Linked DNA regions of Homo sapiens: regions 1, 2, 3, 4 and 5 are each linked to region 6. A link is a loop called in an ENCODE intact Hi-C map of the cell type or tissue named here. Cell type or tissue: heart left ventricle. All regions are shown on one strand. Each heading gives the region's core, and the rest is flanking DNA. Links, peaks and the distances in the headings are about the cores only.

Evidence for each region. Peaks named below come from ENCODE experiments on the same cell type or tissue, not always from the same donor. Only the 100,000 strongest peaks of a DNase experiment are listed, where the experiment ranks them.
Region 1: a loop joins it to region 6, with 4 times the contacts of the local background. A loop is called at or near these places in 27 of 110 quality-filtered maps.
Region 2: a loop joins it to region 6, with 2.2 times the contacts of the local background. A loop is called at or near these places in 4 of 110 quality-filtered maps.
Region 3: a loop joins it to region 6, with 2.1 times the contacts of the local background. A loop is called at or near these places in 16 of 110 quality-filtered maps.
Region 4: a loop joins it to region 6, with 3 times the contacts of the local background. A loop is called at or near these places in 28 of 110 quality-filtered maps.
Region 5: a loop joins it to region 6, with 3 times the contacts of the local background. A loop is called at or near these places in 56 of 110 quality-filtered maps.

The regions. Positions count from the first base shown.
Region 1 is chr2:191,366,550-191,371,856 of GRCh38, reverse strand. MYO1B (myosin IB) reads right to left here. Exons shown (of 31, transcript NM_001130158.3): 12 at 2,229-2,315; 13 at 1,565-1,630. It also overlaps the pseudogene RNU6-1045P. Among named protein-coding and RNA genes, the nearest start is that of MYO1B-AS1, 120 kb to the right of the region's middle. In heart left ventricle, for the core only: a CTCF peak has its summit at 2,621; no DNase peak of the experiment used is centred there.
Region 2 is chr2:191,342,206-191,347,512 of GRCh38, reverse strand. It overlaps MYO1B (myosin IB), which reads right to left. Exons shown (of 31, transcript NM_001130158.3): 6 at 1,231-1,277. Among named protein-coding and RNA genes, the nearest start is that of MYO1B-AS1, 99 kb to the right of the region's middle. In heart left ventricle, for the core only: no CTCF peak of the experiment used is centred there; no DNase peak of the experiment used is centred there.
Region 3 is chr2:191,302,081-191,307,387 of GRCh38, reverse strand. The region is part of intron 3 of MYO1B (myosin IB); the gene reads right to left. Among named protein-coding and RNA genes, the nearest start is that of MYO1B-AS1, 59 kb to the right of the region's middle. RefSeq lists an enhancer at 2,552-3,470. In heart left ventricle, for the core only: no CTCF peak of the experiment used is centred there; a DNase peak (open chromatin) is centred at 2,127; H3K4me3 peaks cover 612 bases; H3K27ac peaks cover 1,905 bases.
Region 4 is chr2:191,380,118-191,385,424 of GRCh38, reverse strand. It overlaps MYO1B (myosin IB), which reads right to left. Exons shown (of 31, transcript NM_001130158.3): 14 at 3,859-3,963; 15 at 2,083-2,145. Among named protein-coding and RNA genes, the nearest start is that of MYO1B-AS1, 140 kb to the right of the region's middle. In heart left ventricle, for the core only: no CTCF peak of the experiment used is centred there; no DNase peak of the experiment used is centred there; H3K27ac peaks cover 772 bases.
Region 5 is chr2:191,498,988-191,504,294 of GRCh38, reverse strand. No RefSeq gene overlaps it. Among named protein-coding and RNA genes, the nearest start is that of NABP1, 180 kb to the left of the region's middle. In heart left ventricle, for the core only: a CTCF peak has its summit at 2,539 (motif pointing right); no DNase peak of the experiment used is centred there; H3K27ac peaks cover 483 bases.
Region 6 is chr2:191,242,860-191,248,166 of GRCh38, reverse strand. MYO1B (myosin IB) reads right to left here and starts at 2,763. Exons shown (of 31, transcript NM_001130158.3): 1 at 2,541-2,763. MYO1B-AS1 (MYO1B antisense RNA 1) reads left to right here and starts at 1,992. Exons shown (of 4, transcript NR_186085.1): 1 at 1,992-2,248; 2 at 4,094-4,547. RefSeq lists enhancers at 1-752, 2,255-2,877 and a silencer at 2,453-2,842. In heart left ventricle, for the core only: a CTCF peak has its summit at 2,942 (motif pointing left); DNase peaks (open chromatin) are centred at 1,966 and 2,796; H3K4me3 peaks cover 2,721 bases; H3K27ac peaks cover 2,494 bases.

The DNA of each region.
Region 1 (5,307 bases), core at 761-4,760, 120 kb before region 6:
TCTGTTCTGGGGACCCCATGGGGAAGCCACCAGCACACACACTTCCATCTACGAAGCACCCAATGCTGGCCAGGAGCTTGGAGTAATGACAAGGGTGGAGAAACAGGGGAGTCAGAGACTTACCACATTTATTTTTTTCTTACTTCCAGATACTGGGGAACCTGTTACTTTGGGAAGAAAGGTGAGGAAGTGCCCCTGGTCTCAATCTTAGTAAGAAAGAAAAGCAATAAATGAAAATATTAAAAGGGCCTGGAGTTTAGGTCCTGAGTCTGCCGCTAAGTAGCTGTATAACCCTGGGGAGTTAGTTGACCTGAGGAGCTTTACTTTCTCATCTGTAAAATGGAATTCATAATAATAACAGCTACTTCATGAGGCTGTTTTGAAAAGTAAATCAGACCATACACACACCACTTACCACAGTGCTTACATACAGTCGGCCCTCAATTAGTACTTACCATTAGCTATTAAATATAGAATATGATTGAGGGAAAACATACTAAGAAAAAGGCATGTGCTAGCAAGGTCTGGTTTAGGTGAAAGGAATGATCTGATGTTTTTTTTCTGAGATTCTGTGACCCTAATTTTTTAGAACATGTAAATTCTTTGGGAACATTCTGGGCAGAGCCTGGTTCCTTAAAGAAATTCACAAATCTTACTTGTGGAGGAGAATTAAGAAAGGAGGAGCCCGATCTACTTCTTATTTCCGTGAACCAAACTAAAATACCACTCCTAAAAGTGAGAATAAATGTTTTAATAGATCCTTAAAACTCCTTCTAAATGTCAAAGTTAGCAAGGGGGCAAAAAGGAAATTCTAACATAAGTAGATAATGTTTATTTTCCAAATCACTTTTTTCAGGGGCCATGCTCATCTTCTCTATATCATTCTAATTTTAGGTATATGTGTTGCTTAACCAAGCACAAATGGTTTAAATATTTAATCTGTAACAAGCATAGAATCATTTTAAAAAATTCACCATGAGCTTCAGCAGAAATTATTTCAACCTCTGCAGCAGAATTCATTATCATAAGATCACAGTAATGAGACTCAACACATCACCTAATCCAAATCCTCTTTCTCTGAGTCTCACAGATGAAATGACCAGCCCTGGCAAGGCCAGAACCTATGTCCAGCCCTCCTGTGGCTTTCTTTATGGCACCAACCTGCCACACTTTCTAACAACACACAAATGGCCACAGACATACTCATTGTAGCTTGTTGGAAGCCTCACGGTTAGAAATTTAAATACGCAATTTCAAAAGTCAGGTACTAATACGAGTTCTTTTTAAGCAGTACTGTCTCCAAAATGCTGGCTCTCAGCATACGCACACCACACACACACACACACACACACACTCAGGCACACATGCAGGAATACACAACCAAATTTTGTTACATCTACACAAAGATTTGTTGGCAGATTCAAAGTGATAGTGTGTTACATCTACACAAGGATTATTTGTAGATTCAAAGTTACAGTTACTTATAATGTCTACATAATACAGGATTTAATTTCCAACCATTCCACTCTACTAAAGACAATACAAAAAAAATTTTAAATCTTACCTCGAAAATCTCAAAGCCATAAATGTCCAGAACACCCATGACCTTCTTTCTCACTTTTGTTTGTGCCTTTAAAAAGTTTCAAATTAAAGGGTTAATTAAGGCATGAAATATAACACTACAAGCATCCAAGGAACATAGATATATATTACAAATTAATTATGTTTCTTAAGTAAGAAAATAACTAATTTAGTTGTTTTTTAAAAAATGTATGAGATGAGGCATTGGTATAGAACTCTTTTAGAAATTTTAATAATAGGTGATATATTTAAAGAAGGCATTAGTGGTGCCTTTCAAAATCACCTAGTCCAACACTCTCATTTTAGTAATGATTAGATCATGACCTAGTGAAGTAAAGTGACCTTTTCAGCAAAGTGTGTACCACTAGTTACCAGGTGAGCCAGGCCAAAACCTGGGACGCCGACTCCCAGAGTAACTCCACAAAGACCATCAGACTATTCACCAGTCAGAAGCAACACACATGGCAAAACAAAATAAACAAAATCCCTGACAAATTTCAATCTTATACATGGTACACTCTTTTTAAGGAATAATCTTTGTAAGTGGCAATCAATTATTTGATTATAAATTTAAACTTTCTTCAACTTAATGTTTATACTGTGAATACCATTTATTACAACTGATTTTGCTCATAGAAATTCAGTACCTTAATGCTTTCATTGATTCGATTTACCAACCATGAAAACAACCTGCTGTAGAGGTTTTTAGCCAGAGCATCACGGGCATAATAAGCCTATTAAAAAACAAACAAACAAAACTTAACACCCACAATTCCACAATGCTTACTTTTAATAAAATCATAAAGATACTTTTAAAAAATATTTGAAGCTCTTTTATTTCACATCTTTGCAGAACCAGTTTTCTTGTATCATAAACAATCAAACCTTTAAGAGAATTAGGCAAATTGTTTATACACAGTTACACTTTTTCACAAACCAGGAAACTAATTTTAAATACTGCAAAAACTTTCACCACAAAGATATTTATTTCAATTTTATGGAACAGAGAAAAATCAGACGCAATTTAGACATCCAACAATAGGGGGTAGTAAGAGAAACATGCACTGAGAGTAATGTTACATAGTCATCAGAGAGTGATGGTTATGAAAATCAGGTAATGAAATGGAAATGCTCGCGTAATGTGAAAATTAAACAACTGTCTACTTAATATGATAACTATTTTTTAAAACCCTTATACACAGAAATGGAAATTCAAAGGAGATATATGAAAATGGCTTTGACTGATGGAATCTGCAAATTTTTTTTCTTCACTCAATCTTTTTTTATTTTTAAATTTTTTTGGAGACAGAATCTCACTCTGTTGCCCAGGCTGGAGTGCAGTAGCACAATCTCAGCTCACTGCAACCTCTGCCTCTTGGGTTCAAGGGATTTTCGTGCCTCAGCCTCCCGAGTGACTGGGACTACACGTGTGTGCCACCACGCGTGGCTAATTTTTGTATTTTTTGTACAGACAGGGTTTTGCCTTGTTAGCCAGACTGGTCTCAAACTCCTGGCCTCAGGTGATCCACCCACCTCAGCCTCCCAAAGTGCTGGGATTAGAGAGGCATGAGCCACCATGCCTGGCCACACTAATCACTTGAGTATTTAAAAAAACTTCCACAATGAGTTCTTTTAAGTTATAGAATGAACATAAACCCCTTCTTACGTGCTTATCTACTTTTAAAGTTATTCAGAACTACTTGACAAAGAGGCAGAAGACATATGCATCTCTATGACTCTTAGAATCCAAAGGCCGAAGAAAGTCAGGTTTGGACAGAAGAATCTAAACACCCTTAAATGCACCGAGTGCCCAGAGCATACAGTAAGTAAGTACTAATGAGATGTTTAATACCAGCATCCTGGGGAGGCCTGGAGGTTGGGTGTCAGCAGCCTAACAAGGAACTGGCCTTGGGAGAGAAAAAGCTTGAGGTTTTGTTGCTATTTTCAACATGCTGGCCGTATGTGTGTATTTTGCTGCTTCTAAGTAAAAATTGGGGTATTACTGTTAAAATTAACCAGTACATTTTTATTTTACAAAGAGCACAACTTGTTAGATTATGTGGGAATACTTTCTCTACATTTCTTCCTAAATAAAATGTAACAACTTTAATAACAGATTCACTTCCCTGGCAACATAACACAGCTGAAGATAACACCTTTTCCCTTCATCTGACATTTCCATGCTAATCCCAAACCTCCCTCCCTACTCCAATTAGGGTTAGAGAATATACCTAAGAGTTGGCAACAAACAAATAAACAAACAAGGGAGGGAATGCTTCCATAGTAGAAAATGCATGTCAAATGCTAAAACAGAGAAATCAAAATATAATTTAGATGCATCTTTCCCCAATACCCTTTCTTCTAGTTTTTGCTTTCTTAAAATAGGTAATTTAAGTGCTTAGAATAATGCCTAGCACACAGTTAGTCTATAGATGTACTTATATTGATTTCTGAAGTATCCTTTTCGTCTACTACTACCTCATGAGGCTATATAATTTCCAAATCCTTTCCTTTTTCTTCTTATAAATTCAAGTTATCTCAAAACACCACATAATTTCAAAACACCATGTTTTTGTAAATGAGCCCTTTTTCATCTTAATGTCGTCCAGCTTTTTTAGTTACATGCTATCTACTTTCAACAAGCCACTATTTCAATAAACAACTGAACTAATAGTGACAATTTATTCTGATAAATTGCTTTATATTTTTTAAAGTGTATTCACAGCCAATATTAATCTTCTTTGGTTTCTTCAACAATATTTATTCCAGGGGTCTCAAACTCAAATGTTTCCAGGGACTGTGTGATAGAAATGAACAGGAAATGATGGCTCTCTCTATTGGGGTTAGAGGATGCATTCCAGGCTAAAGGCACTCAAATTCAAAACTTAAAGAGCAAACAAACAAAACCAAAGAAAATACTACCCTTTAGTCAACTAAAAATATTGAGCTTTACCTGGCCCTAGGAGCTGCCAATTTGCCACCTGGCTGCCAATGTGCCACCCCTGACTTCCTGAGCCTGATTCATGCCACCAAATCTCCACAACATTATCCTATAAAGCAGTAAGGGAAGGAATGTCTATTCCCACTTAAGGACCACTAATATGGGGTGTAGAAACGAGGGAAGACTCAAAGTGCACTAATTCACCATCTCAGTTTCAAAGCACACTATGAAAAGACCATGCACTTCTGCAGCTGCATGAAACTCAGAGAGGAAAAGCCCAGGTGGAATGTGCTGCAGACATGGCCAGTAACAGGCATGGTCTAGGACGGCAAGTGACAAAGCAAGGTGGAGACTCAGAGATGCACAGACATGGGGCCTGCCCTCCAGGAGCTTAGAGTGGAGCTAAGGAGATCAAACTAACACAGAGGAAACAAGCAGAGGACAGGTGCCAAACTGCAAAAAAAACAGGTTCTGATGGGGGTGCGGGGTGTCTCAGGAGGCCTATTTGATCAAAGAAGTCTCCTAGGATAGGGCACAATCAGGTAGAGCATTTAGATGGGCAGAAAGAATGAGCATGACATGGGGGGTGATAGGCAGGTCGGAGCAGAGGCAGCAGGTAACAGAGAACTAGCAAGGAATAAACTGAGGTAAGCTGTGTGGGATCAGATTTCAGAGGACATCAGAAGCCAAGGAGAGAGTATGTCGGAGAAGCTGAAAAACTCTTGTCTTGAGTTTCTATTATTTCAGTATTAGTCCTCCTATCTAGAGAAAGGTCTAAATGCCTT
Region 2 (5,307 bases), core at 876-4,875, 99 kb before region 6:
TTGCAAATATTAAATACTGTGTGTGTATGTAATTTGCAAACAGCAAAAATAAAATCTCTATCACATAAAGAAGCTTGGTCATTAGAATTACTTCTATCGCCCACACTTCACTTCTAATTCTATTTATGTAATGAGATTAGCCATGTTACCACAACAGGAAAAGGCACAGATCAAATCAGTTATAACAACTTAAGGGGCTAATCTGATGGAAAAAATTCACAGCCTTGGAATTAGGAACCTTATTTAGCCTGCCATTTTCTAAACTATCAAAACTATCTCCCTTGAAGTCACTGTCCTGCCTTAAGCACAAAATAACCTTAAGGAGGAAAGAGCCAAACGGGATCTAAAAGAAGAAGGTGGAGAAAGGTCAGGAAGGGTCTCACATAAGGAGGCATAAAAGATCATCAAAATTGTCCCTGGTGGCAATCAGTAAGGTATGTGAGAAGACGGTTCATTAAACAAATGATCTTTTATTATAAAAATGTATACATCAATTTCAAAACACCACCATCAGACTCAATATTTCCTGCAGCTGCATCCAGGCAGCTGTGTCTCTGTAAAGGGTAGAGGCACCCAAGAGCATGGCCCGCCTGGAGGAGCCCACTGCGTCAACATGCAAGGCACAGGCCAGGGAGTAGTGGGGGATGAGGCTGGAAAGATGGACCCTGTAGGGAGAAGTAGCATTTTCCAACTCAATCAAGCTCAAAACACCAAATAGATTTGGTTTTTATTATTCAGTTCTACTCTACAGCCCCACGCTCACCCCACATGCTTGCTTTTGTTGCCAAGCCTATGGACTTTACCTCTATTAATTTTAAAATACATCCCATCCTTTCTGGACCCACTGAATAAGGGACAAGGGTTACGGTGCACCCTAACCCTAAACTTGAGACCCAGTTTATCTTTCTCTTAATTTCTGATTCTTGATTTCTAAATACCAAACTCAGATAAGCAAAGTGTTACTCTAAATAGCCTCATTTAAATTGCTTATGGGATTTTATGATAGAAGATGTCAAGAAAACATGATAAAAATTGCTTGTTACTCCAAAAAGAATTCAAAAGGAAAATTCCAGAAATCAAGAGTCCTTATAGAACTTTGTGTTTCAATAGAGATGATGTTCCTCTTATTTTAAAAATGTGTGTATTAAGAAATATTAAACATCTACTGGTTGTTTAAACATACATGAGCTAAATATTAGTGTTAACACTTATGCTTATACAAATACTTACAAATCTAGAGGAGTTGTCATTCCTTACAGTTTTGGCATTTCCAAAAGCTAGTAGGAAAGAAACAGATGTATGGTTAAAAAAATAATAATAATCTCAAGCAGAAAGATAAAGCAAATACAGTATTTGAAATCTATGATTTCTGGAAAATACAACTTGTAGCAATGATATTTCTGTCCAAAACTTCCATAGAAATATACTTAACAGAAGTCTTAGTAAGTTGCTAAAGCTTCCATGTCTTACAAGTTCATAGAAAAAGAGAATCATTCCTATGACTCATGGAATTTTTTCAAGTATTACTGTAAACTTAATCTTACCTAATTCAACACCTTTTAACACTTCTAGAGAGTAGTCAATTGAGTGACCAGGAAGCAAAGCTTCATGCTCTTCTAGGATTATCATCACTGAATAAGGTTATTTCAGAGATTACTTATTATCAAAGGCTTTATGGAACTTGAAGTTTCCAGATCATGGGGAATGGCATGTGAACCTTTAAATTGTTTAATTAATTTTAAAATAAAGCTATTTAAATATTATTAATTATATAGCTCTGGAATACAGGAAGAATAAGAGATTTGGAAACAACAGTCATTTCCAATAGGCTACAAGTGCTACATGGTTTCATCAGTTTATGCACATCAGACCTAGGTGAAACTTTCCAGACAACAAAGAAAAACAATTTGGCCCATAATGCAAAATACAAATGTTCCAATCTTAGCTGTTTCCTGGAGACAAATCCCTCACAGGACTCCCTTTTAAATGAGAGCGTTTAAGAACCCCATGGTTGACGCTGGTCCAGACACACAGTGCTCTTGTTTAACACAGGGAACAGCACGGAGTCATAGGGTAAAAGGATTGTTTCACCAAGCCTGTGCATAAGATAGGAGCAAGTTAACCTGGGCCATGGTAGTAGAAGATTAAGTAGCCTAAACATAAGTTGTATAAGTAGAGGCGATCCCTGTTTGACACTCTGGAAGCCCCACCCCGCCCATCTTTACCATTTCAAACTTTAATGTGCAAACTAACTACATGAGGATAAAGTGCAGACTCAGGTTCAATGGGTCTGGGAAGAGGCATGAGATCCTCCGTTTCTACCAAGCCTCCCACCTGCCCAGTCTGTTACTGGGATCCAGGGGCCACACGGCAGCTAGAATGAATAATGTGGTGAACAGAAATAAACTTCTGGAATCAGAGGCTAGGCATCAAATCTCTAGAGGTCTCCATAACTTCTTCAAATTAAACAGGGAGCAGATTAGACTACTGAGTGTTCAAATGAGAACTACGGGCTAAAATCTGGTCTGACTTTTGAAAGCAGTCAGAAGTCTCTGATCAAGGAGAGAGGGTGTGTGCTTACCTATGTTAACTCCGGTAATTCAGCAGCCACACTTGATGCATTATATTTTGTGTGGAGTGGCTTTTTCGTGTTTTTGATTCTTTTTTTTTTTTTTTTTTTTTTGAGACGGAGTCTCGCTCTGTCGCCCAGGCTGGAGTGCAGCGGCGGGATCTCGGCTCACTGCAAGCTCCGCCTCCCGGGTTCACGCCATTCTCCTGCCTCAGCCTCCCAAGTAGCTGGGACTACAGGCGCCCGCCACTACGCCCGGCTAATTTTTTGTATTTTTAGTAGAGACGGGGTTTCACCGTTTTAGCCGGGATGGTCTCGATCTCCTGACCTCGTGATCCACCCCCCTCGGCCTCCCAAAGTGCTGGGATTACAGGCGTGAGCCACCACGCCCGGCTGTGTTTTTGATTCTTAAAAAGATAGTTGCCCAAGCTTGGTTAAGACAACATTTACAAAGTCAACACAGGCAAAGTTCTTTGCCTTAGAGATGCTGCTTGGGCTGAGTATGGTTTGGTAGGTCCCTGGCAGCAAATTCTGTCTTCAACAGAAGATGAGCTGAAATGCTATACAGAATGAAGAAATTTGCACCTAAAAATATTCAAAAAAGGATGCTTGCTGGAGAGGTTCCCATTCTTATCTCATGTCCACCACCAGTTAAAAGGCTTTCATGAATGTAACCTTGATAATGGTGTGTATTGACCTAGTTATCATGAAGACGATGACATTTCTTGTGTTTTCACAGGCTAGTCTTTTGTGGTGGGTGTGAACATGCAGGGCTGCCAAGTTAGCTAACTTGCACAGCCCCAAGTCCGACTAGAGATGTTGATGCATAAAGGACAGTTTATTGTGGCTTGAAGGTCAGGGGCAAGTGAAGGAATTGCTTCAAAGAAACTTTATTCAGGGTGCTATTTGCAAGCCATAAACCATCTTTTCATCAAACAAATCTGAGTTGCACATTACTAAACACAACCCTAAACACTAAAGCCTTTTATTGTGAGCCACAGAATAAAAAGCAAGTGTTCCATTATAGAACACTTGAGACACATTCCTCAATTGGTTTTTTTAAAGTTCATTGTTCTAAATGTTCATTTACAGTAGCAGCTCCAGCTAAAAAGTAAAGCATTCCCATAAAAGATAATGCATGCCCACAGTAGACATTTCTTCTATTTCCTGCACTGGAGCCTAGTTCCAAATACCACTGAATAAAGAGCCAGATTCCAGTCACAGATGCAGGCTACAGCATTCCTCAGCATTTCTCCTTTACATCACAGCACTCTTAAAATAAACATATGCAGAAATACAGCAAATGTATAGCACCCCAACTTAAAAGCAAAAGACAATAAACAAAAAGTCAAATATTGGAACAATAAAATTGAGAGATATCGCTTTCCATAATAGCTTCGTTATTAAGATATTGCAATGGAGGAAAGATCAAAAACAGCATAATAGATGATTTGCCTTCATTTCTCTCTTATGCTACTAACTGGGGATACAGATGCATGGTGTGTCCTTGTAATGGTGAAACTGAAGCATGGGAAGTGTGTCTTGGGGTCACAGTGAATACTCAGTGTTCGGGAGCCTCTCTGAAAGGGCAGGAGAGGCTGAGCCTGAGTACAAACGACAACAGGGCAGGGTTTTAACCCTTCATACTGGGAAAAAACTACCCCAAAGCAGTTCTGCTTTAATCCGTGTTGAATCTCATCCTTCCATGACTTTACTTCTATGACTTGAACCAAAAGTTTCCACCAAACTACCTATCTAGCCTAGAGATTCTAATCAAGGGTGGTTCTGACTCCCTAGGGGACATCTGACAATGTCTGGAGATACTTTCAACTGTAACAACTAGGGGCAGGGGTGCAACTGGCAGCTAACAGAGGTCAGAGATGCACAGGACAGGCCATCCTACAATGCACAGGACACCCTTCCACAGCAACATGTAAGCAGTCCAACACTGCTGAGGCTGAGAAACCTTACTCCACCATAACAAATATGTTAAGTGACAGTAAAGACATGCTTACAATATAAAGCATTTTTTTTTTTGAGACAGAGTCTCCCTCTGTCGCTTACAATATAAAACAAGTTTTTTTTCTTTGTTTGTTTGAGACAGAGTCTTCCTCTGTTGCCCAGGCTGGAGTGCAGTGGTGTGACCTTGGCTCACTGCAAACTCCACCTCCCAGACTCAAGCGATTCTCATGTTTCAACCTCCCAAGTAGCTGGGATTACAGGCATGTGCCACCACGCCCAGCTAATTTTTGTATTTTTAGTAGAGAAGGGGTTTCATCACGTTGGCAAGGCTGGTCTCGAACTCCTGGCCTCAAGTGATCCACCCGCCTTGGCCTCCCAAAGAGCTGGGATTACAGGTGTGAGCCACTGTGCCCAGCCATAAAGCAGTTTAATAGCTTGCCATCAGTAGGGAAAGACTTTGATATACTGTTTCCAATGCCAAGGTAGTTCATACTGATGTTGTATGCCATTCTCCATGGCATTAAGGAAACTCATTTCTGGTTTTGTTTTCTGATGATGTTATGGGCTGAATGCTTATCTCCCTGCAAAATTCATATGTTGAAGCCCTAACCCTCAAAAAGCTAGTATTAGGAGGTGGGGCTTGTGGGAAGGAATCAAGGTGAGATGTGGTCATGACGGGTGAGGCCCTCAAGATGGAACTGGTGGTCTTATGAGAAGAGATTCCAGAGAGCTTGCTCTCACCTCTCCCCACTCAAGCACAGTGAAAAGGTCAAGTG
Region 3 (5,307 bases), core at 626-4,625, 59 kb before region 6:
TGGCGAGGAAGCTGCCCTCTGGTCACCCTCACTGCTCATTATACACTAATTATAATGCTTTAGCATGCTAGAAGACACTACCAGCAGCGCCAGGACAGTTTACAAATGCCATGGCAATGTTGGGAAGTTACTCTACGTGGTCTAAAAAAAAAAACAGAAGGAACCCTCAGTTCCAGGAATTGCCCATCCCTTTCCCGGAAAACACATGAAAAATCCACACCTTGTTTAGCATATAATCAAGAAATAACCATAAAAATGGGCAACCAGCAGCCCTCAGGGCTGCTCTGTTCATGGGATGAAATGACCATTCTTTATTCCTTTACTTTCTTAATAAACTTGCTTTCACTTTACTCTGTGGATTCACCTCGAATTATTTCTTGCACAAGATCCAAGAACTCTCTCTTGGGGGACCCCTTTCCAGTAAACAAACTGAACTGTTGGACACCCAGTTAGTGTCAGATAACTGGTTGGTGCTGGGGGAAAAATGTCACACACCTGGTATCAGAAATGATGTTAGAAACATACAATTATCTGCTGTCAATTACCTGGAGCCATGCTTTTCTAGGTACCCACTACTGCTTCCCAAGACTATCTCCAGGCTATTGCAATTCCAGGGGTTGCCTGGGACTCTGAACCTCTCCATCCCAGCCAGGAATTGTGACTGGGCTCTGATCCCCCTTTCTCCCTCTGATCCCCCTTTCTCCCTCTCTCTTCACCTTTTCTGTTCAGCCACTGCATCCTATGGATTTGCCTCTAAAGTGTCCCTCCCATCCTCAGATGAGCCTTCTGTCCTTGTCCCTTACTGCAAAAGCCTACCACGTCCCTAAACCTAAACCTCTCGTTGAGTTTCTCTTTTTCTGTACACCCACAGCAGTTCAAATCCCAAGGCTCATATTCTCTCTCCTCCTACCTGCTTAAAAATCCTTAGCACAAAAGTTCTTTGTGACCTGGGTCTGCTCTTCCTCTTCTACCTCATCTGCCCATCCTCAGTTTGCACCCTAGGTTCCAACCTTAGGAAACCACACGAACTTAGATCACTGATGTGCCATGCTGTTCTAGCTCGGTCTGTCTCCCCTTCAGACCTTTGCATCTGCTGTTGCCTCTGCCTAGAACATTCTTCTCTCAACACATCACGTCTCTCCCTCTTACCCCTAGACGATGATACTGAAATATAACATCTCAATAAAGCACTCCCTGGTTACCCTATTTAAACCAGTAAACCACTCGTGACTCCCCCACAGCCCTGATGCCCCTTCCCCACGTTGTTTCTCCACAGCACTTGTCACCATTTAAAATGCCATTTGTTTTATTAACGTCTCTTGTGTTTTGTCTCTCTCTGTGCTAGAATGTAAGCACAAAAAGGCCAAGATTTTTGTCCATTGTGTCCCCAGTAGGTACACTAGTACATGGCTCACGGTGGGCACCCAAATAACGTATGATGAATGACTGAGTCAACACTGTTCCCTCTGACTAGAAAATTCTCTCCTGAGCCTAGAGTCCTATTCTTTATCCATGCGGCAAACTCATCACCTAAGGGTCCTCCATCCCATCTCCTAGCTCCTCAGGCAGGGCTGTACCCCATTTCCCAGGGGACCACACCACTTACTGCTCATTCTCAGACTCTTCTGTTAATTCCAAGAGCACTATTAATAATTATGCTGCTACAAAAGGAATCACCAGGGCTACCCAGGGCAAACCAGGACATGCCCCACCTTTTTTATGGCTGCTTTCTCCCTTCGGTATTTATTTATCAGTCTGTCTCCCACGCCAGCCTGTGAATCCTTAAGGGAAAATTCATCTTTGTATTCCCAGCACCTCAACATGTTGTGGATGCTTAATCATGTTTATCAGATGAATGAACAATCACTTGCACTTGGGGATCTGGGATCCCTGGGACAGGCTGGAACTGGAACCTGGGGCTGGTACGCCTGGGCCTGTTCCCCTCTACGTGAGTTTCTACCCCTGTGGTGGCCCCATCACCACCCTCAGTTCCGCAGTCTCACGACTAGGGCCTCATATTCGCTCTGCTGAACACTTTCATTATCCCTGGCTTTGCTAACTTCCCTGGGCTGGCTGGATGGGGACCAGCTTTTGTCAGCCCCTGTTCAGACAAATCCCCACAGGGCTCCTTTGGCCCTACTTACCCTGCCACACCAGTCCCAGCAACAGATTGTGGCAAAGATTCCAATTTCAACAACAAAGGGTGGGGCCAGCACCCCTCCCACCTCCCTAGACAAGGCTTCCCAGGTGGGTTCCAACTGTGGCTCTCTCTGTCAGGGATGAAGTAATTATACTAATCCTTCAGCAGCCAAGGCCTCAGTGCTGCTTCTCCAGATGAAATGGATCTTTTCCAGGATGTTGCAGAACTTCTCAGAGTCTGTCAAAGGTCAGCCACATCTTGGCAGTTAGCAGCTGTTTTGCTGAGAACCAAACTTTTCCCTTTAAGATTGTATCACTGAAATTATCGTGTATGCCGGTGTGAACATAGGCTTGGCTTCACAAACAGCATTTTTACAATAAACTCTTTCGAGTCTGAGATGTGCATTTGGTGAGAAGGGATATAAACTCTAATTGAGGGTCTAGAAATTAGGATTCTGAAACTGCCCAGATGTACCAGAAACACTTTTCAATTAATAAATGTATTCTTATATCATAACAATTTTCATGATAAAAACATTAGGCTGGCATCAAATCAACCTTCCTACTTGAGTTTTAAAAGCTTCATGATCTGGAAGAAAAATTAGCTGAGGTCTCTTTCTGCTAAGAGTACATATCCTGAAAGAAACTGGGTTGTTGTTGTTGCTGTTGTTGTTTTTTGAGATGGGGTTTTGCTCTTGTTGCCCAGGCTGGAGTGCAATGGCATGATCTCTGATTACTGCAACCTCCGCCTCCTGGGTTCAAGCAATTCTCCTGCCTCAGCCCCCCGAGTAGCTGGGACTACAGGCATGCACCACTACGCCAGGCTAATTTTGTATATTTATTAGAGACAGGGTTTCTCCATGTTGGTCAGGCTAGTCTCGAACTCCCAACCTCAGGTGATCCACTCACCTTGGCTTCCCAAAGTGCTGCGATTACAGGCGTGAGCCAACGTGCCCGGCTGAAAGAAGCTGTTTTGAAAATAGCCACAAAAAGCAACATACTGGGAAGAAAACTTTGAAAGTCAAAGGCAGCAAGTTCAGTTCGTGGAGCATTTACAGAAGCTAATTAGGTGCGACGCCCAGAGATGTTTCCCACTGCAGACCCAGCCTCAGGAAGCTTCAAGTCAACAGCAGAGCTTGACCACCACATGGACATTGCACTGCTGATATGAAACTCGCCTAAGTCAAGAAGTTTTCTAATCCTTGTTGTCCAGAATCAAACAAATATCCCCCAAGACTGACAACAAACACAGTGCCTGCCTTCTGCTTATTTTGACCCATGACAGTCATGCATAAAAGGAAAAGGGTAATTTTAGCTATTTTCAAGATGGTGTCATTACACACGAGATGTTTATTTAAGGCATCTAAACTGGAGAGCAAACAAAGCTCTAATCCCCTTCTGTACAAGCTACTTGCGTAGATCTGAGGCCTGGACAGATGCAAAGCCTTGCAGACCACAATCTGTCATCTACTGACTTAAACTGCCTTAGATATGGCTCAAAGGGGGTTTTATAAGAATATCCTTTAAGATTCAATTTTTTTTTTTCATGAAAGCTTCCCTTCCTCTGCTCTTCCCTTTTTCCCTTCTAACCAATGGTGTGTACAATCTTGACTTCTAAATACTTAAGCTGGAGTTTAGCCTCTCTCATGAAGACAGGAATTTTATCTGTTTTGTTCACTGCTGTATCCCAGTGCCTGAAAGACTGCCTGGCACAGGGTAAGCTCTCAATAAATATTTGCTCAGTAAATGAATATCTCTTCTACAGTAATAAATAAAAAGAATGCTAGATGGGAAAGCATAAAACCCTTTTCTGCAACTTATTTGTGGAGACGTACTGGATCAATTTAAGGGCTCAACTATTCCAAAAGTAAAATGAAAGAAATAACACAACAGCCTCAGCAACATCACATCAACACACACACGCACACACACCCTTCAGAAAGCACTTTCACATCCAGTTGCACAAGCAACCTCTACAGGAGAATTCAGAATCTACTTGCAATAAGAGCTCTCAAACACAGCTTTAATTCACAGAATTTCAACTCCGTTGCAGAAAAAAAAAACTGACTACATAAAAGAAATAATGTGTGAGTCTTCTGCCCTGGAATCTTAACCTAACCTCTGTATACTCAACCACAGCACTGGTACATTTTGAGATATAGTCAGAAATGTTCTTTATAAAATTACTTTGGTTCACCTTGAATGGAGTAAAATGGTAACAGGATCAACAAAGACTCAAAACACACAAGCATTATAGCAACATCACTCATGGGCAACGGTATGTGATCCTGAAAAACCAGTCTGGCCCAAAAGTAGGGGTCAAAGAGTCCACAGACGGAGGGCTCACTTCTGGACAACTGACATTAGCACTATACCAGGTGCTCCCACTAATTGCTTACCCATTTTTAAATGAGGGTAACCAGAAATTATTCAAAGCTGTAAGCCACTTGTCTAAGTTTTAACATTTGTTGCTGAGTTTGTAATTTACTAACATGGAAAGACTGCTTCACCTTGTGACTGCAATGCCTAAGGTAATATGGCCATCACATTATATCCTAACTTAAGAAGGACACATCTCAGCTCACTCCTGGGCTATGACCACCAGAGGGCTTGTTGCCAGGTACCACAATACACTCTTCTTCTGGTGGCAAGTTCCTTCCAATAGACATACAGACAACATGAACAAATCGAAGCTGAACAAATACTTAAGAGTTGAAGAGCACCATAAAAATATTTTTGCTTTTTTTAAAAAATGAAAAAAATTCTCATTATACTGCATGAAATTTTGAATAAACTCCACAAGTATCCTATCAAGTACATTTTGATTTCATTGAACTCTCAGCCATAACACAGGTAAAATGTAATGAAAAATCACCTAAAATCTCTTTTGTTTTATAGTTGTTGAGCTCTGAAGAGAAAAGCACTGGAGACAGCCACAGAGATGTGCAGGATAAAGTTTCTAACCTACAGAAGCTTCTATCTCATTCAAGAGGGTGACACCAAAACCTAATCAACCATAGCAAGAAGAGGTGTGTTGACGACCACGAGTGGTCTGATAACTCAGGGCCAGTGCAAGTCCCTTGTGGATTATGCTGGGGCTGACCAAGTCTTTCAGACAGACCATAGAAGACTGGCAGGATTTTAACAGTGGAGATAAGGTACAGGGTA
Region 4 (5,307 bases), core at 703-4,702, 140 kb before region 6:
TTCTATGTTTCCAAATTGTTCATGTGTTCAAAATAAAGTTTATTTCCTAGAAAAAAATGCTGTGATTTGAGATGCTGCTTTTAACAATCACTGCAATCAAACTGATTTCAAGAATATCTGTTTCATATAGATTTAGATTTTAGAAATTCATGTGGAATTTCTAAATGGATGTTAAACATAAGTGAAAATTTATTTGTTGCATATCTAGACCCTGTGGTCATTTTTATTCCAAGAGTAGTCAGCCCTAAACTGAATCAGAAGTCAGGAAGCTTCTACTTTGCTAAATAAAGACTGCTACTCCATGGACTGCCCCTATGGGGTCATAAGTCTTAATTCCAAAAACAATCCACTCCACTGACCATCAACCCCACCTACTTCCACCCAGGCAAAGTCCTCTGTTCCTCTCCCCTTCTGCTAACAAGGCCACGACATCCTCTGACCAGCATTTATTCATTCCACACAAAACCCTGGGGAAGCGTGGACTCTCAGGAATCAAGTGTGTTCATAACATCCCCAGAACAAACATTATTGTTTAATGATGCTGGAAGGAAACATTTCCTTTATATACCCAGGTTCCTATGTGAACATGAGCTTCTTCAATCATATAGCAAGGGGATTTTTGGCTGAGATAATCTAGTTAAATTAAGTGTATTACCACTGTTCTTTTTCTCCTCTTCTTAAAAGAGAATAATTAAATGCAAGGTTATATTTATCAAAGAAAACATACTAATCAGAAATTCTGAAAATTAAGATTCCCATAGCAAATTACCTCCTTCACAAAATGTACCAGGAAAATTTTCAGGAAATTCACTTTTCAGAGCCAAAATCAGAGATCTGAATTGCTTATGTGGAATATTAGTGTTCCCATTCAATATTGTTCAGATTTTTTGAAACACAGTTTATTTCTTATTGAAAAATAGTGATGCCTTAGAATATTGTTTAATTTAATCAGAGAAACAACTTTTAGGAATATCTTGAATACTGAGGAAAAAAAATACTGGCTAATTACATATTTCCCAAAAAGCTTTGTAAAAGATGAGTAGAAAATGATTTAATATTCATTCAGAGCATGTGACTGTATTCCTGAAACACAGCACTCATCTCACTAAACTGGTCTTGCTAAAAAGACTGCAGGATAATAAGGCTTATACACTGTTTCAAATTACTTATTCAAAGTCAGGTATTAGTAATCCTAAGCATAAATTAGTTTCCTGTTTTCCACACACAAAATCAGTCTTCCTACATTTAATTCATTTACAATAAACTACGGAATATGATCTAAAAACAAAAATCTTGGACTCAGAAAGCTTACTCGAAATTATCCAATAATTTTTCACACTTTAAGCCTTTTTGCATATGCACATACTTGGGTCATCCGAAAAATTCCAGGTCCCTGGCCACCTGCAGTCACACATGCAATGCCCTCTGCATGTATGATCTGAATCAATGCTACAGCTGCACTTAAGCCACTTCTGGGGTCCCACTTAATTCAGCTCCAGAGGTTGTCCCTTTATGTCACTTAAACTTAATATAATACCCGGTGAATAGTATGTTAAGAGGTCATTAGAGTTTTGGGAATGAAATGGATATTTTGATTTGGCAAAAAACTGGATGGCTGCTCAGAGCCTACTCTGATCAGTACTCACATGCCCAGGAGTCATGGAATAGACCTGGGCTCCAACCATACAAGAAAGGCTGGTACCTTTAAGGCCTGGTGTCTGAAGGTCATAAAAGGGTGTTGTGATATGGCCACTGGGGATCCTGGCTAAGTATCAAAACATCCAGCTGTCTATGTATGTGTTCAAGAACTGTGTATGATCTCTTAGGGCTACAATAAAATCTCTAGAACTCTGCAGTTCCTTAACATATATATATATGTGTGTGTGTGTGTGTGTGTGTGTGTGTGTGTACGTGTATATATATATATATACACATATATATGTGTGTGTGTATATATATATATATATATATATATAAAAAACAGTGAAAATACTAATGCTTAACATTGAGGCACTGAGAACATTTATAAGGGTGAATTATAGGACTAAAACATTCTTTAGAAAACTGTACCTAAGTACTCACATTTTCTATTAGGTCACAAATGATAGCATTATTGAAGTAGTCAATGTGAGTCCATTCTATATCCTAAAAGACAAAACAGAACAAAATCCAATGACACAAGATGAAGCCACGACACTACCATCCATAAAACAGACTTTGACCATCTTATCATATTTCCCTTCCTCTCTGAATTTATTTTCTTTATAGAATGGGTACTGCAAATGTCACAGGCAGTTCCCAAAACTTTCTCAATGCAGCTGCCTACCACTGACATAATCTGATTGAAGCAAACACCCTTGACCTGTTCTGAGACTGCCTTCCATTCCACTCTCCCATCTGCAGCAATTTCCCATGCACTTCACTGGCCCTGGGCCAAATATTTACTCAACAGGCCCTTGGGTCAATATTACGTTGTGTATGTTTACAATGTTTATAAGGAAATAAGTTAGAACTTGATCCCAAGAATTTAAAGCCTAGATTCTTCTGTTCTGAATCTGTAATCATAAGGAAAAAAATTAATTTTAGAGTCAATCTTGTGTTGTAGGGAAGTTAACTCTTTCAAGTGTTAAAAAAAACAGGCCAGCGCTACCACAAAGTATTTTCAACATAAGGAAAGACATGAAAATCTATCCACTGGTTCTAACACTGGCTACAAAGCCAAATCCATAAAGCCAAATGTAATCTTTCTGTGTCTACTTAACATTCTGTCCATAAATGTAAACATTTATTTGTCTTCTATTCATTACAGCAAGCTAGCAATCTTCCTATATATTCTTAGAAGTGTTTTAAACAATCTGTATAAACTGTTTTAAGTTACCCATCAAAGTTTGGGCATTCTCTTCATGATGAGAAGACAGGAAAAGAATGAATCGTGCTTTTAGAATATTTATGTTACTAAAAGGTGCCAGACAAGTATAAAACATTTCTGAAGCATAATGAGTACTCTAAAATAAAGATGAAATATTTATGATTTAGCTTTTGAGTAAATGGGTTGTTTTACTAAGCCACTGGGGATAACAATCACATTAGAAAAATCTATATGGAAAGAAAGATAAAAGAGAATTCAGTGTCCTTAATGGCTTAAAATGATACTAAGAAAATAAAGGAAAACAGGTAATATCATTACTAAAATATTAAGGCAAATAAACAAAAAAGGAAATAAAAATATAAACATAACAATTCCTTTTTATTTTTTGAAATAACTAATTTTACACTTGAAAAAAGACTGGCTATTTTAAAAAATAAAAGGGTGAAAAGCAAATATATATTTTTAAATTAATGATGAAAAGACTCTGCAAACACTACTTCTGGTTATTTTAAGATTATATTAAATGAGATAATCTATACATAGCACTTAATATAATACCTGCTATGTAGTAAGGACTCAGTAACTGTTACCTATTTTTACTATAAATTTGAATACTCAATACTTTTTGATATTGAACAAAGTCTCAAAATATTTTCAAATCTACTTACAGTGATGCTGACTTTTTTGGTATACAGTTCTCTAAGTTTTGGCAAATGTATAATGTCAAGCAACCACCACCATTATCAGTCCCCAAAATTCTCTTTGCAGCCACAACCCTCTCACAACTCCTATCTCCTGGCAATCCCTGACTCTATAGCTTCTTATAGGTAATCAGTCTCTATAGCTTTGCCTCTTCTAGAATGACAGATGGAATCATACAGTATGTAGCCTTTTGAATATGGCTTCTTGTTTAGGCTATCTTCTGAATTAGAATTTATATTACGAGTAAAAAAGGACCAACACTTTTAAAAATAGCATTTCAACATTACCTCCCGTATATACTCCTCCTGCTCTTCTTTAAGAGTAAGTTCAATGAAGATTTGTTGCAGCTTTTCGTTACAATAATTAATAATGAACTGCTCAAAGCTGTTGTCCTGTATGGAGAAAATGAAAAACAGCTTTATAAACCATGCCACTAGCTCTCTCAAAACAATGACACTCAGACATCTCAATCCATGAGAAATGCCACACATGATCTCTCAGATTTAACTGTGGCCCAGCACACGGCTCCTAGGACAGACGCTTGCCCATTGCAGGCACTCGAGGAGTGGGTCATGAGTAAGTGAATGAATGAAGTATACACAAATGATGCAATATTTGAAGGATGAAGACTTTTAGTTGACAGAGAAGCACCCCAAACAGAAAAGCTAGAAACAATCTCACTTCCTTTGCTGAAGGATCAGCAAAGACACAGTGAGCTCCACAATCTCTGTCACCAAGTTCTGAATCTCCCATTCTCAGGTGAAACTTCAGAGCTCAAGGAAGTCCCCCTGAACTGACCCCTTATTGTCCCCATCCAGGGACAGATCCCTCACTCTGACTCTTGCATCCTAACCCTTTTTGTAAATCATGTTATACGAACATGTGTGTATGTGTAAGTATACACATGTACAGATTAGTTTCATATACATCTGCCTCACTAGACTGTACATTCTTATGGGTGAGGGCTGACCATGCTCTCTTGTTCACTGTATTCCTACCCCTTACACAGCACCTCACACCTAGCAAGTTCTCAATATGTATTGGCTGACTGTATGAACAAATGAAGTTCCTACCAAATGGAGACCCAAAGATTAAAGCATCTCCCTGACAAGAAACAATCTCTCTCTCTGTAGAAGGCCCATACCCTTGATCACTCTTAGAAGTCTCAGCAGCCTCTCCTTCATATTAATCTCTTATGAATTTGTTGACAGAAGCTTTATGCCTAAATCATTTCTGAACAATCTGCAGGGCTTAATGTATTGCTGTACATCCTGAGAGCACCAAATGAATAAATTTATCAAGAACCACATCGTCCAGGAAGAAGTAGATCTGACACTAAAACTTGTTTTCACCTCTATTTTTCTTTATCGCCCAAAGATGGTGGCAGTGGGAGCGAGGGATAGTATGACTCCACCACTGGTAAACTGGACTCTTCTCCCACAATGGTGGCCAGTCCTGGTCTAATGAGGAAGGAGAGCCCACATGTAATGGTGCAGCCAAAGCTCACTGCTCCTTGTGAACAGGCAGAGCCACTGGCCTTCAAATCCCTCCATACATGATAGAAGTGAAAAAGTCACAGAGTCTTCTGAAAGTTGATCTTTAAAAATCAACTTTGGTCTTACTTAGGAAAACTTAAAAATGATACTTATGCTGCAGCATCTAACTACATTCTTTCCTGGAAGTCAGCTAGGAATTTCTAATCACCAGTGATGCAGTGATCAGAGGAAATTTTAAAC
Region 5 (5,307 bases), core at 398-4,397, 260 kb before region 6:
AACATGGTGATTCCTGCAGCCTTCTTGCCCTTGCCCCACATGTGCCTGGAAACATGGCTGCCCCCATCTATCCCCACATGTGTAGAACATCATGGTGCCCTGCATTTGCATATTAAAAGGCTAGGGTACGAGGGCCATTTTTTTCACGGGCTATGTGAATGACATGCCTTGTCAAACCAACCCCCTGAGCCCTACGCAAATCAAACATCGCCTCCTCCAGCCTCTTCATATACCTGGTTGGTTTCCGTGGCAAGTGGGGTTCCCTCTCTTGGCTTTGGAGTCCCCCTCCCTCTGTCTCTGTACAGGGGAGCTTTTTCCTTCTCCCTTCCTTCTTACTCCTTCTTGCCTATTAAATTCTCCGCTCCTTAAAACCACTCCACGTGTGTTTGTGTCTTATCTAATTTGATGTGAGACAAGAGCCCTGGTGTTCCTCCACTCATCAGAGCCACATCAATAATTTAGGTGAAGTGCTTGGCCTAATGCTTTGCGAAAAGCAAATGCTAATAAATATCAGCTTGTTACTGGTGGAAGTTATCTGAGTTACAGGTGGCAAATCCCTATGGGTCTGTAGCAACCTCAATTCTTGCCTCCTCAAAAGAAAGAATTCAACTGAGGGGCATAAGGCAGAAAAAGAGACTGAAGCAAGTTTCAGAGCAGGAGCGGAAGTTTACTGAAAAGCTTTAGAGAAGAAAGGAAAGTACACTTGGAAGAGACTCAAGTGGCAACTTGGAGGTCAACTGACCCATTTGATCTTGAACCTAGCATTTCATATGCATTTCACTTCCGGTGTTGTGATCCCTTTTTCCCTTGATTCTTCCCTTAAGGTGAGCCACCCACATGCGAGGTAGCCTACTGGTGCCTAGGAGGTGAGCGCGTGGTGTGTTTACTGGAGTTGTATGCATGCTCACCTGAGGCTTTCCTCCCTTTTCCAGTGGAATGCCGGGAAGGTCATACTCCACCATTTTGCCTCTTAACGTGCATGCTCGAGACCACGTGCCCAATTTCTGAAAGCTGCCCATTACCAGTTTCAGGGGTTTTTATGTACTGGGAAACTGCCTCTCCCTGGCGCTGGCTGCAACCAATTATTATATTAGAGAGGTACTGTGACAACTGCCTGACCATCATCCAATGGTCACCTGACATTCCTGGTGAGTGGGAGATGCCCTCTCCTGCCCTGCTGATGCCCGACTAGCTACCTTTTGTAACAAGCTGTTGTTGTCTTGTGTCATTGTTGCTAACAATTCTGCAAAGAACTTTGGAGTTTGGCTAAAGAAAAATAAATTTAGTTTTGTCATGGTCCTTCTTTTACCTTCCTTATGTAAACCAAAAATAAAATTCTAAGTCCCCCCAACCATCTGAATGGACTTCCTTCTTGGCCACGGTGCTCTTAAAATTTAACCTGAGAGACTGGTTTAGGCCAGGACAGGAAGTGAGGGTTGGACAGCATTCATTATAGCTCACTGGCATCGACATCAATGTAGACCTTAAGTCTGATAAGAAGCATTTACAGGCCAGGCACGGTGGCTCACACCTGTCATCCCAGCACTTTGGGAGGCTGAGGCAGGCAGATCATGAGGTCAGGCACTCGAGACCAACCTGGCCAACATAGTGAAACCTCGTCTCTACTAAAAATACAAAAAAAAATTAGCCGGGCATGGTGGCTTTCTCCTGTAGTCCCAGCTACTCGGGAGGCTGAGGCAGGACCTGGGAGGCAGAGGTTGCGTTGAGCCCAGATCGGGCCACTGCACTCCAACCTGGGCAGCAGAGTGAGACTCCGAGACTCCATCTCAAAAAAAAAACCAAAAAAACAAAAAAAGCACTTACAATTCATTCTCTCTGAAGCCGGCTACCTGGAGGCTTCATCTGCATGATAAAACTTTGATCTCCACAACCTCTTATTACAACCCAGACATTTCCTTTCTGTTGATCCCAGGTCTAGATAAGCTCAACCAATTGTCAACCAGAAAATTTTAAAATCTACCTATAAACTGGACCGCCCCCCCAACCCTCACCACCTTTGAGTTGTTCCGCCTTTCTGGACCAAACCAGTGTATTTCTTAAATGTGTTTGATTGAAGTCTCTTGCCTCCCAAAAAATGTATGGAACCCAAGCTGCACCCCGACCACCTTGGGCACATGTTCTCAGGACCTCCTGAGGGCTGTGTCATGGGCCATGGCCACTCATATTTGACTCAGAATAAATGTCTTCAAATATTTTACAGAATTTGACTCTTTTTGTTGACACTTAACCATAAAATGGAGACGATATTCTGTCTAACGTTGAAGAATTAAGTAAAACTAAATCTTTAAGCACTAGATTTTACAGGCAGAATTTTGTTACTATAAAGTGTTAGATTAAAAGTTTATTTCTAAATGCTTGTTCATTTCAGAAAATTAAAGCTTTTTCTTTGATAATTACAATACTGCTGTCTTTTCTTGCACAAAGAAAGACAATGGAGAAACAAGGTAACAGGAAGTCCCCATAAGTTTTCCTCTTATTTTACTAAACACTGTACAACCAAGAGGCAAAATTAATTCCACAAGAGGGAGACAGGTCCATGCTGAATTTCCTCAGGGAAAGAAAAAAAAAAAAGAAACTATGATTCTGTTCAAGGACTTCTTGAAATTTCCAAAGACATTTTAGGTTTTGCCATATTTTTAAAGGGGTCAGTTTGTGTGCTCTTTCCTTTTTCTCTCACCTTTCAATGAGCTATTAGAGAAACCGGTCCTGTCTAAAGGGAGCCAGAAATTGAAACTTGGCTCCCAGGCAGACCTTTCAACAAAGGCCACAGCCATCTCCCAACTGGCCTTTGCTCCTCCAACTTGACATATGACACGGGTCCCACCAACCATCTCTTTCTGTGGAAACCAGCTTCCATTTCTCCCCTTCGTTTTCTGGTCTCTCCCATGGCCAGCCCCCTCTCCTTCACCCTGGGGCAGGAGGGAAGGCAGGGAGGGAAGAGCTGAAGCTGCGGCTGCTCTGGTGTGTTTCTACAAGATGCCTGGCAGCCTATGGGCCTCCCAGCTGGCACGGGGGTGAGGAGACCCGGAGCTTGGTGTGGGGAGGACAAGAGACCTACACACAATGGGATCCCAGGAGATGAGCAATAACCCCACTTCTGGCTCAGCCAGCCGTGTTTGGCCTGTTTCCGCAACAGCTATAATTTGCTTTGTTTCTGTGCCAGAGTGGGCTTCCCCAGCATGGGAAAGGATTCCTTTTTGGTTCATCCCCACAGTTTCCAGAAGCCTCCCTACTTCAAGCTGCTGCAGTGTATGCGTCTCTACTGAAGGATAATAAAGTTGTCTTTGGAAGGAGCATTCCTGACTCAGCCACTTCCTACCTGTGGGGCTTTGGCCTCAGGTTCACCTTTCGTTGTGTGGGGATGATAACAGTCTGCAGAGTATCAGGATTAAAAGAGACTAGACAAGTCTGTGATTTTCAAATTGTGCCCTGAGGAGCCCTAAGGGTCTGGAGGACATATCTAAAAAAAACTGCTCTGGCAATGCAGGGGGAGCTCCAGCAGTTCGATATCACCTGCTTCACTCACACACACACACACACACAGTTACTTTACTCACAATAGCTGGTTGGCCTTGCCTAGAAGAGCTTGACCCTCTCCAGATTACAATCCTCCTCTTCCTCCCTGTGCTTTAGAGCTGGGGTTTCTAATCACTAGCCTTATGCAGCTATTTTCAAATGGGGCTTCCCTGGAGCTGCACTGGGGTTTGGATACCCAGCCTCATATCTACTCTGCCCCCGCCCCTTAACCCCACAGGGCAGCTCTGCTTTTCTCTGTCTTATATAATACACTGTGGTTCTGAGTAGCGTTGGTAGCGAGGCAGCAGTCTAATGCTCTCAGTCTGAGAAGCCCCTGATGGAGGGCATCTGGAAGCACTTAGGGGAGCAGTAGTGATGAGGCATGATGCCAAAAGGCATGGGGAATGTGAGCAAGAATTGAGTGGGACTGGGGCTGCCTCAATGCAATTGGCTTGCCAGCACAAGGGCTCCAAATACTTCTTAGTCCCAATACTTACTACTTGCCAATTGCCTGAGACTGCTTTCTTTCTTGGTTTCTGCCAGTTTCAACAAGAACGAAGAAGGAAGCTGTTCGGCTTAAGCCAGAACATCGCATGTTGTGGGAGCAGCGGCTCAAGGAGGAGCAGATGCAGAAGCCCAGGTAGCAGAGTGCAGCTGCCACCCACAGCCAGCCCTGCCTCTGACAGGGGATACAGCCTGCTGGCGTGAATGGTCCATGCCACCATGCCATGTGAGGGACAAGGAGACTCCTCCTCAACTGTGAAAAACTCAACACACCACATTCACATATGCGACACACATTTTATTTTTGCCTCTATAATTTTCCTGTCATTTTACTTTATTTTTATTTGAATTGTTTAATTTTGTCACACAAAATGTGAAATTATGTCACCCAAAAGGAAGAAGCAGTGTCTGTCAACAGATAAATGGATAAACAAAATCTGTTTGTACATATACATTCAATGTTATATTATTCAGCCTTAAGAAGGAAGGAAATTCTAACACATGATACAACGTGGATGAACTTTGAGGATATTATGCTAAGTGAATAAAACAGTCACAAAAGGGCAAATATAGTATGATTCCACTTATTCAAGATATGCAGAGTAGTTGAATTCATACAGACAGAAAGTAGAATGGTTGTTGCCAGGGTCTGGAAAGAGGGAGGAATGGGGAATGTATTAGTCCATTTTCACGCTGCTGATAAAGACATACCTGAGACTGGGCAATTTACAAAAGAAAGAGGTTTATTGGACTTACAGCTCCACATGGCCAGGGAGGCCTCACAATCATGGTGGAAGGCAAGGAGGAGCACATCACATCTTACATGGAGACAGCAGGCAAAGAGAGCTTATGCAGGGAAACTTCCGCTTTTAAAAACCATCAGATCTCATGAGACTCACTCACTATCATGAGAACAGCACAGGGAAGACCCGCCCTCGTGATTTAATTATCCCCCACCGGGTCCCTCCCACAACACGTGAGAATTATGGGAGCTACAAGATGAGAGTTGGGTGGGGACACACAGCCAAACCATATCAGGGAGATAGTGCTTAATGGATACAGAGATTTAGTTTAGGAAGATGAAAGAAGTTCTGGAGATGGATTATAGTGATAGTGTACAACAATGTGAATGTGCTTTAATACTACTGAACTGTACACTTAAAATGGTTAAAATAGTAAATTTCACATTATATATATTTTACCACAGAAAAAAGGAGTTTTTAATGTTTGGTTATGAAATATTTTAATCATACAGAAAAATACATA
Region 6 (5,307 bases), core at 794-4,793:
ATAATTATTGTTAGGCTATTTAATTAAAATCCAAATGTTCAGCTATTGAAAACAGTAGAAGGGAGGTAGAAGACAATCTTACCCAAAGGAGGACAAATGCTAAAAACATGGATGCTACATGCTGAAGATCCCTTCTTAGCCAAACACCACCCACTCACCTCACTCCCTCTTCTTCCCCATGATGTCAGACGTTCCTCCTTGCTTTGCATAACTGTGCAGCAATCAGGGTAAGTTAGTCTTTAACTCCAGGCTTGACAAAGTGATGATTCATCCTGGGAAGGGGATACAGCCTGTTGCCAGCCTTATCACACAATCAGGCATCCACCAGAACGGCCAGAGGCCAGAGACCAGAGACCAGCCACTTAGGATTCTGCTATCTGTCCACATCTCCAGTAGCAGCAATGTTCAGATGCTTTACATTTTGTTAATGTATAGAACAATGAGTACTTGAGAGGAATTCAATCGTGTTGTATTTTATAAAACAATTCACAGCATAAGTGAAAAGTCCAAAATGGTAAGACAACAACAACAAAAAGTCTCCCTCTGTTAGCTGCCCTAGCACAACGTTTTGCCAGGCAGTGTGTTAGTTCTAATGACAAACAGCTTGACAGTTGGACACCATCCCATTTCAACTTCACATCATAATGGCTCCTGAGGACAACTCCCAGTGCTTTTCAGCCTGGCCTGAAAATTTGACCACATCCCCCACGAAAAAGACAAACCCTCAGCAGTAGCTTATACAGCTCTTTTCCATTACCACTTAGTGGGCAGGAGATATTTTTTTCCCCCACAGCAAGCTCCTAATTAGCCTTCTAAGGTTAAGAGGCTTTCAAACTTGGTTCATCTCAAAATAAATGGCCAAAGGGGTGGTTTAATGGCGGACCCTCAGCTTGTCAAAGAGGCAGCTCTGGGCCACTTCCCAGCCCTGTCTGCAGCCAGACTACTACAACAGAATGTCTCCTAAATTATCACCACAGTAATGCTAACCTTCAGTCCGACTTTGGGAATCCTCCCACCAGTGTCCCACAGGCACAAACCATGAATGCCTGGAAATGTCAGCCTCCTCCCAAAACAGTTTTGCTTGGAATACCCCATTCAAAAAACACACATCATTCAATCCCCCATAGCTCCCTCCCTAGGTCAGCCAATCCTTTGGCGAGTCTCGATTCCAATCTAGGAAAGGTCACTTAACAAATGTCTGACACATTACATTTAATTCTACCACCTCTAAACGATCCTCACACAGAGAGTGAAAGCACAGAACACTTCAATGCCAGGGCTCCTCAGTTCAAACCCCAAACGCTGGTGTGTGTGGTGTGTTTCCTGGGACAGACTGTAAAAGGGTTTTTCAATTGTGTTACATAGTCTGATTCATTTATTTATAGCAATGTCTAATTTTCTGGTGGTTTCTGCCCTCAAACAGTCCTGGAAAACTGTTGTACTATATTATACTATAAAACAATTTTACGTCAAAATTGATTCTATAAAATTTGTCTCCTACCCATTCCAGCCAATATCCACTAGCTACACACACAGACCCAGAGGCACACACATACACACCAATACCATAGTTCATAGCAAAATTTTTTCAAATCTCAAAAAAAAAGGGGGGGGGGCTTCTTTCACTGTAACTAAGAAGATTTGCTTTGAGCAATCTAACATTGGGAACGCCTAGAAACTCAAGAAGCACACAACTTGTTGCAGCAATAAACGCTGGGCCGAAGCCTGAACAAAGCACTACAAATAAGCTCTAGAAACTCACATGGCCCTTGAACAAAATGTTGTGTGTTTGTAGTTACCTCTCCAGCGCGCTCTCATCACCCTCTCCCAACCCTCTCCCCAACTCTCTTCCCGGCCCCACCACCCTTCGTAGCTCCCGTCTCTAATCTGGTTTCCATTCCAGCCCCGCCCCCTTCCCCTTCCCTCTCTGGGACCGTGAATCAATCCCATCCCGGGCAGGAAACGAGACCCAGGGCAACCCCCTCCGCTGCGGCGGAACAAAGGAGGCGAGCGCAGCTGCACGCGCAGGGAGGCCCACAGCGTCCCGGGCCCCTCCTCCCCCGCCGCCGCCGGGGCACACCGCACCTGAACCCCACTCCCCAGGACGCCCCATTGTTCTCCCTCCGCTTTCCTGCCCGGAGGAAGCCACACCGTGTCTTTCCAGGGGGCCAGGAAACAGCTGTGGGCCAGAGGAATGGAGGGGCTGTGGGTGAACACGAGGACAGCCGAGATTCGACTCTGCCCACAGGTACGAGAGGCATGGGGCAAAGTAAGAGCAACTTAGTTTACAAGCCCTTCTTCCCTCCCGCCACCCCCGAAGCCACTGCGGAGTCACGACCACCCTCCGCAACCTACAGCGTGCGCCGTTCCCGCCGCAGCGCCGCGTCTCCCAAGAGAGCGGCAGAGCCCGCTGACCCCCGCCCGCAGGGTGCGACGGGGCCAGGGACCGCGGGCACAAAGGCGCGGAGCAGGCGCCTCGGGGGCCGACGACGGACGCAGAGGGAAGGGCAGGGGAGAGAGAGAGAAAGCGCTCGCGCTACCTCGCCTGGCGCTACCTCGCCGGGCGCCACTCCGCCTCCACGTCGTCCTCGCTCTCCGGTGGCGCTCCGGGACGCGGGCCCAGCCCGGGGCTGCGGGGCTCCCGCCGCGGCTGTTCTGCCAAGGCTGTCCCGCGGCTGCCGGCCGACTGCGCGCCGCGCGCTCTGGTACTGCCTCCACGCGCCGCGGTTGAGGCTCCCGTGCGCACCCAGCTGCGGAGTGCTCAGCGGCGGCGGGAGGAGCCCGGCCACTCCCCTCTCGCCCGCTGGCGGAGGGGCCGGCCGAGGGGCGGGGGCGGCGACCTCGCTGCCTGGGATTCGCCCCTCGGCGCGCGGGCAGGAACGGGAGCCACCGCCTCCGAGCCGACTCACCTCTGTCCGCCCGGTGCCGGCTTCACAGCGCCCCCCGGTGAGCGTCGCGGCGGCCTCCGCGCCTTGCGGGTTTGCGGCCCGACCCTCCGCACCCGGGGCGAGCCTGGATGGGACGAGGCTTGAGGGAAGGAGGGGCGATCGTCGCGGCCCCCACGGAAGGCAGTCTTTCTACCTTTTTTGCTTCCAGACTCACTGACATAAAATGAGAAATACAACATTTGACAACTCGAAGCCAGCCTGGGGTCACATTCCGGCAAACAGTGGGAGTAAGTCTCAATTTTTCCTCCTCCCCAAGATGAAAATTTTTGGATGCCGAGAATATCAGAAAATATTAGTTTCACAGAAAAAGAAAAAAATTATACTGAGTGGTGTGGTGTGTCTTCATTTACAAGACTTTTAGTATCTTTTAAATTACTTAATCTCACATTGTGGGAAATAGACACTGGCCAATTCTTTGTGTTATAAATACATGAGAGGTAGTTTAAAAGAAATTTCAAATACCCATACGTATTTGAATAGAGTGTATTAACAGGTCCTGAGTAATGATCAGTGATGGGGTATATTATACAGGCATGTAGGGGCCAGAGAATCAGGACACCCCCCCTACACACACACACACACCTTCTCACTCAAGCCCTATTGCCTCATTGGAGAATTTAGAACAATCCTCTTGACCCAGGTCCTGGTTTCTTCATCCTCGCACAGGGAAGGGTGCGCATTCAAACTTACTCACTGGGTGAGATGAGGATTACTTGGCTGAGGTGTTAAAAGCACTGTAGACACAGTAATTATTACTCATGGTTCTAACTACTTTATCCTATAATGAAATAAATTGCCATAAATGGGCCAGGTTTAAATGGACTGACCTGTATCTGGAAACTGTCACTAAAGTGAGGTGAACCAAAGAATTCAGACCATATATAGTAACTGTTCCCACTGGCATAAGAACCACAGGCGCTGGGATTTGTTAAATGCCACTAGTAGAGTTTGGAAAGGTGGGACCTTCACAGACTATATCTGCTGGGAACTGTCTCATCATTGATGTCACCATCAGCATCACTTCAGATGTACAAGTGGTGTGATAATGGGCGAAACTAACACATACTGGGTACCAGGGACTGTTCTTTGTTTAATCCTCACAAAAAGCTCTGAGGTAAGTTTCTCTCATTATCCTTGTTTTACAGACCAGCAAAGCCAAGGACAGAGAGGTCTTCAGGGAATACATGGCTATGGTGGTTTGAAGACTCCCATTAGAGAGTGGATATTAATTGCCCTCCTTTTGAATATGGTCTGGACTTAGTGATTTGATTGTAACAAATAGAATACAGCAGATGTGATGCTATGTGACTTCCAAACCTAGGTCATAAAAGGAGATGAAGTTTTCACCTGGCTCTCCCTTGGGACACTCACCCTTGGAACCCAGCTGCCATATTGTGAGGAAGCTCAAGCCACAGGGAAGGCCATGTGTAGGTGTTTGGGCTGATGGTGCCAGCTGAGGACCTGGTCTACTGCCAGTACAACTTATATCAAGCATGTGAGTTGGCGAGCTTTTGAAAGAACTCCAGCCACAGTCACTGACCACGCTGCCTGAGAGACCTAGAGAGAAAACCTAGCTGAGCCAAATCAGGCCCCGGAAACGTAAGTGATAATAATAAAAGATTGTCATCTGGGTGGTTGTTACATAGCAATAGACACCTAGAACAGTGACAGAGCTGGAATTTGAACCCAGATAGTCTGACTCTATAGTCTTCACTATCAAGCACACTACCTCAGACCTTGATAACCTAGCATAATGAAAACCCTGGAGATCCCAGCCTTCACAATAGGCAACATATGAACCTGCTACCTGGTGACGTGTGTTAGACTCACTTCTCCATTTTGCTTGTCTGAGTTTAGGTTCCCAAGTGACTGCTTATAGCAGTTTGGCAGTTCATGGAACTTCTGACCTCTACTGTCCAGTTCAGCTTTTCAAAAATAGCAGAAATGCAGATGGCAGGTTCATGAATATAAGATGTATACAAATTGAAGAGTGGGGGAATTCTATAAACTTTTGATCTTGGAAGGTGGCCAGATTTTAGAAAAAGTAGGTTTGAGACAACTATGTGCTGAGTAGGTCTATCAAAATAGCTAGCTACTAGAAGTAAAGTTTTGAAACTCCTGACTCAAGAAAGGGATAGGACACAGTTATGTCAGAACAGTTCGGCCTCTAGAAGGACCTCGCATAGTGAGGACAATTAAGACTTTCTCCATGATTTTAGCAAGTTCAAAAAAGAAAATAATAGAAACTGTAGAACTTATCCTAATAAACACTAAGAAAATGAACCAAGTTATTAGCCAAAAATATTTCTAGAGAAAAATCATGCTTCTCTTTTAAAAATACTGTTTACCTAGTTTTCAT